2 separate regions of the Mus musculus genome follow, and region 1 is linked to region 2. A link is a loop called in an ENCODE intact Hi-C map of the cell type or tissue named here. Cell type or tissue: heart. All regions are shown on one strand. Links, peaks and the distances in the headings refer to the core of each region. The heading gives the core; the rest is flanking DNA. Region 1 overlaps Ror2 (receptor tyrosine kinase-like orphan receptor 2). Region 2 overlaps Ror2 (receptor tyrosine kinase-like orphan receptor 2).

Region 1 (2,907 bases), core at 186-2,685, 55 kb after region 2:
TGGACAATTTAGCTACACTTGTTGGCCAGTGACCTCCAGGACCACCAGACTCCACCTCCCCAGCCCTGGGATTACAAGTCCATACTCCTGTGACCCACATTCTTACAGAGGTTCTGGGAATCGAACTCGGGTCCCTGCTCCTGGCTAAGCCATCTCAGCCCTGACTTTATACTTCTATGAACTTAAAACTATTCTAAAAACAAACAAACAAACAAAAAACTGTTTTACTTCTGAAAGGAACAGAGTTCCAACACTCACAGGACATGAATGAACCTTGAGAACACTGGATTGCATGAAAGAAATCAACCACAAAAAGCCACATATGGAAATGATTGTATTTATATGAAATATCAGGGGAAAAAAATGAGCTCACAGAGCCCAAAGCACACACAGCTGCCGGAACCCTGAGAAAGCCATGGCTGTAACGGGTACAAGGTTTCTTTAAGGGGCAGTGACAACGCTCTAAAACTGATTACGGTGTCAGTTTTAGGACTGAACACACTAAAGAACACTGGGTTGTTTCCCTTCAAGTGCTGTTCTCTGGCATGTAAATCACAGAAAGCCGTTATTAAAATAGGAGCCCGACAGTGGAAAAGTTGAATCATACATTTCACACAAACACCATCTTCAATAATTCATTGCGTTCCGGGAGCAGTTTCAAGGATACAGAAAAGCAACGGGAAACTGTTACCATGTCTCCAGCTCCTGCCTGACCCTGCCTCATTTTCTTCTTATTAACTTCAGGCATCAAACTGCTAGGTGCTATACCAGAAACCAGTGGATGCTGAAGGGGGACCTAATTCCCCATGCATCCCCTTAACAACCTCAAAGGGAGAATGATGCTATGTCTTCTAAAGCATTCCTCTGGATAAAATAGAAGGTTGGTGGCTGGGGCTGGGGCTGGGGCTCAGTTGGTAGACTGAGTGGCTGGCATGTACTAGGTTTAAAGTTTAACTCCCCATAACTGTAACAGACAACCGACATGTAGAACATTCACAGCACTAATTACCAAGAAAATGCAAATCAAAACCACTGTGGTCAGGGATGGAGAGATGATGGCTCAGCGGCTAAGAGCCCTGGCTGTTCTTCCAGAGGATGCGGGTTCAATGCCCAGCACCCACATGGCAGCTCACAACTGTCTGTAACTCTGGTTCCAGAGGATCCCGACACCCTCACACACACATACATGCAGGCACATGAAATAAAAATAAATGAAAATTTAAAAAGAAAACCCCACTGTGGCATCACTTAACACCAAGATGCCTGTTTTTTAAAAAAAATGTCGAAGCTGGGCAGTGGTAGTGCACACCTTTAGTTACAGCACCAGGGAGACAGAGACAGGCAAATCTCTGAGTTCAAGGCCAGCTCTAATGTTGAACAGCCAGGCATGCGGAGTAAGATACGGTTTAATCCCAGCACTTGGGAAGCAGAAGCAACTGATTCTTTCTGAGTTCAAGGTCAGTCTGGTCTACATAAAGAGTCCCAGGCCAGCCAGGGCGACAAGGTATGACCTAATCTCAGAAAATAAGGATAAATAAATTTAAAAAGAGAAGAAGCAATCACATGAGCTGCTCCTAGGTCCTTATTAAATGTCCTTCTCCTCGATGCTCTTTTAAACCATCAGATGAGCCTCTTCTCTAAGCAGTAGCACGCCCTCCCATGTCAAGCAACACAAAACAGCCACACGGTAGATCAGCTGACCTGCCCCAGCAGCGCTGCCCTTGGCCTTCCTCCTGTGGCACACACTTATCTGTGCACCTGTCCAGCTTCCCCCGAGCCCTGCTAGCCACACCCTTTCTGATCTCACCCAGCATCCTCCTGCCTGCCCCTCCTCATTCTCACCCCTTGCCTAAGGTTGTTCCACCTAATGACAAAAGCATTGTCGCCAACAAAACAAGGAGGCAAGGAGCAAGTTACTCAACAGTGAGCTCTCAAGGAAACATTGCTCCCTCAGCATAGAAGGAGCTTGGCATTTTTATGGAGTCAGCAAAGCAGAAACCCACATGCACTCAGCAGGCTCTTGGTAGTCCCAAGCGGCTGAAATGACGGAGCGAATGCACAGAGCAGGGTTGTCGGTGAGAAACTTGTGACAATGGAGATGCCCTGCACCTGCAGGGTCCACTAAGATGCCAAGCAAACACAGTGACCATCAAACTCCTTGCGTGACTGGTACCATTGAGAGATCACTTTGTACCTTAATTTAATCTCTCTAAACTGTAATGAAATAGCCACCGATGTAAATGGTGAATGGCTACCAATTACACAGTATAGCAATAGTCGTAAGTAAAAGCTGGGCATCGGGATATCACATTCCAGAACCTTCCAGCATAAGAAAATGTGCCATTACTTGAATGAGTTTTTAATTGGCAAGCAAAACAAAGCTCCGGCAAGGGACTGAAAGAAATGCCCAAAAATCTGATGAATGCTTTTGTCTCGGCCTTGCATGAAAAGCATCATTAGGGGACTTCAAAGACTATCTCATAATTAACAATAATGGGATTAGGAGAGCTTGTCAAAGCAGAAACTTCTCACCCCCTTCTCCCTCTGTTCAACGGGGGGGGGGGGGGGGGGAGGCAGTCCTGAGGCAGAACAGCACTCTAGAATTCAATGACCACAGATGCATGGACAGAGAAGCCACCACCAACAGGATCTTGGAGTCGTGGCTCTCCTTTCATTGAGGAACAAATAACACGGCTTCCGTGGGCTCTGTACAATTTCCGTGCGTGTGTGTGTGTGTGTGTGTGTGTGTGTGTGTGGTATATTCACGTTATGAAGGTTCATGTGTGGAAGCCAAAAGACAACCTAGAACGTGCTACTCAGGGATGTTGTCCACCTCTTGAGCCAGAGTCTCCTGCCAGCCCCAAGCTTGCCATTTACACTAAGCTAAGGCCATCTAGAGAGCTCCGG
Region 2 (2,907 bases), core at 320-2,819:
TGTGTCCATTTGTGGGATGTGGATGTGACTGTCTGTGGGTATGTGACTGTGTGTGTGTCTGTTCATGTGTCTGTGGGTATGTGCATGTCCCTGTGGATATTGCATGTGTCTGTCTTTGGTATGTGCATGTGTCTGACTGTGGGTATATGCTTGTGTCTATGGGTATGTGTATGTGTCTGTGGGTATATGCATGTGCCTGAGGGTATGTGCATGTGCCTGTGGGTTTGTGCATGTGTCTGTCTGTGGGATGTGCATGGGTCTGTCTGTGGGATGTACATGTGTCTGTCTGTGGGATGTGCATGTGTCTGTCTGTGGGATGTGCATGTGTCTGTCTGTGGGATGTGCATGTGTCAGTGGGTCTGTTTGTGAATGTCAGATCCCCCTGGAGCAGGAGTGACAGGTGATCCTGAGCTGCCTGATGTGGGTGCTAGGAGCTGAATTCAGGTCCTCTGGAAGATCAAGATTTGTTTCTAACCACTAAGCCATGTATCTTTATTAATGAACTGTCTCTATTTATATTTCTAACCACCCACCCATGATCATGGTGAAATCCTTTGCCCTGGGACAGGCAGGCAAGCCTGGGACCAGGTGCCCTCTCAACATAAGCCCTTGGTCAAGCATTAAATGTGTTTTTTCTTCTTTCTCCTTTCCTATCTTTCTTCTTTTGGGGAGTGGGGATACTGACCTAAAGTCTCAGTATGTTTTCCATGACACGCAGGGTTGTCTGTCTCTCAGCCTCAGTGCCTAAATGAAAACACCATGACTTTCTCCCTCTCCTCCCCACGCAGTTACCAAAAACCCTGTTGCTTTTCTCTCATACAGAGCTGAGAGTGTCCCCTGATCTCCCTCCAGGGTCCATTCTTAAATTATCTTCTTACTGAGATGAAGAACCTCATCTTCCTGAGTAAGAAAACCATGTCAGAAGCAACAACAGGGCCACTTCGCTTCGGCAAAGAGATCACTCCACCGCCAACCCTAACTAACCAAGGCTTTCTGACAACCGGGGGCAGCCACAAGACCTTCTCACAGCGTTGCCTTGATGAGGCTGGGTGACCTGTGCACAGGATACAGGAGCCAAACCAATTCCAAACACACTTCTAGAAAACATTCCAGCAGGTTCTGAGCAGGTTTACTGGCCTCACTAGGAAAGTCTTCGGAAAAGGAGACCTACGGTTATTCACGGACCCCCCCCCCCCCCCCCAGGAGAAGAGGGTGACATTGGCCAGCTCCCAGAAGGATGCAGACCAAGAGATGACATGCCTGGGCAATGCCACTGTTTCCTGCCACCTTCTGGGCAGGCATCAAGGAAAAAGACTTGCTCTTTGGAGAGTTTAGATTGCCTCCTCTCTGCGCCCAGCTGAGTAGTCTCCTGGGGCGGGGCCTGGGCGGGGCCTGGGCGGGGCCGGGAGCAACAGGGCGGCCCTTGTTTCCCTGCAGGTTCAACAATCTGGTTTTCATTGAACAGTCCTCACGGCCCTCCCACCACATTTTTCTTTAATTATGATAAAAGAGGGTAACTTAATCAAGCATAAATCCTGTCGAAATGAACAGGAGAAAATAAGGGGGCTAACGTGATAGAGAGGGGGAGGGTGGAAACTTCGCCCACCGATCCTCCTCCGGATTTCGCAGGGAGCCTGCGTGAGGCTGCCCCTCCAGCCAGGCAGATAAAGCTGCTGGCTAGTTCCCACCCAGAATCCAGTCCTGATCCTGCTGAGGGAAGAAGAAACAAAGGCCAGGCGCAACCTGCTCACTTGATTGTGGCACCTGAGAACAAAGACCACAGTTCATCAGGCAGGACCCAGGGATAGGACCTAAGTTACAATGGGAGCTCCTTGTCTCACACTAACCAGGACAGAGGCGCTGACCCTTGGTGACTTACCTGGGCAAATGCAGAAGACTACAGGCATACGTGCACAGTGCACACATGCATTCACAGAAAGGGCCTAGGTTGGAGTTCCAGACTGAAGACGCCATCCAGGCTAACATTAAGGGTCCACTGATACTTATGGAGTGTGTACGGCTTCCATACACAGAAGCAGTCCTAATTGAAAACAAGGGAGACAAAACTCACACTCATTTCATAGCTGGGATGTGTGCTCACACAAAGAACACTTGGCTCTTAGGGTTTCCATATGCTACCCAGAATCCTAATCACAGATGTGGTCCAATCACCCGGCTTCCAGATGAAGGGTGGCACAGCAGGGTTCCCTCAAGCAGGGCACAGGATCAGGAATCAGAACACAGTGCTGCTCCCTGCCACAGTCACCACTCTGTCCCCAGCAACATGCACATCTCAGCAGCACATGCAATACCAGGTATCTCACAGGACTCCAGGTCGGTAAGCAGGCCAGTCCTCCCTTCCAGGGAGTGGCCTCTAGAAGGGAGCCAAGCAGCCCGGATCCGGAGGAGTATAAAGTCTGGGTGTTCATCTGTGAGGACCCAGAAGGTCCCTGCAGAGAGGGCAACACCACTGCAAAGGTTCTGGGCGGAGTCTCAGCCCTGCTAAGGAGTGTTTACAATTTTTTTCTCTTGCACAGACTTGGAAGACTGAAGTATTTTCTGGAGTCTCTGATTCTAGTGTGCAAATCTTGAGAAAGTTTTCCATGGGACAGGAATGGATAAGTGTTGGAGCCACATAAAGGTGCTCGCCTCAACCTGGAGTGATCGTAATTAGGAAATTCTGCAGAGGCGATCTTTGGTGTAATGTATGGAAGTTTCACCTGTCAATAAAAAGGCCTACAGCCAATGACATAAAGCAGGATTAGAAGGTGGGACATCTGGTAGAGAGAGGATTTCTAGGATAGAGGGAAGTACGAGACATTCTCACAGGAATGAGATGGCAAGCTGGGCATATGAACCTGAGCACCAGGTACCCAGCCACGTGGCAGGACTTAGAATAGAACACAT

What was found. Peaks named below come from ENCODE experiments on the same cell type or tissue, not always from the same donor. Only the 100,000 strongest peaks of a DNase experiment are listed, where the experiment ranks them.
Region 1: it touches region 2 in a loop (2.2-fold over the local background); 2 of 42 quality-filtered maps call a loop at or near these places.

What each region holds. Positions count from the first base shown.
Region 1 is chr13:53,266,277-53,269,183 of GRCm38, forward strand. The region is part of intron 1 of Ror2 (receptor tyrosine kinase-like orphan receptor 2); the gene reads right to left. Among named protein-coding and RNA genes, the nearest start is that of Ror2, 18 kb to the right of the region's middle. In heart, for the core only: no CTCF peak of the experiment used is centred there; no DNase peak of the experiment used is centred there; H3K27ac peaks cover 994 bases.
Region 2 is chr13:53,210,680-53,213,586 of GRCm38, forward strand. The region is part of intron 1 of Ror2 (receptor tyrosine kinase-like orphan receptor 2); the gene reads right to left. Among named protein-coding and RNA genes, the nearest start is that of Gm52058, 42 kb to the left of the region's middle. In heart, for the core only: no CTCF peak of the experiment used is centred there; no DNase peak of the experiment used is centred there; H3K4me3 peaks cover 985 bases; H3K27ac peaks cover 2,120 bases.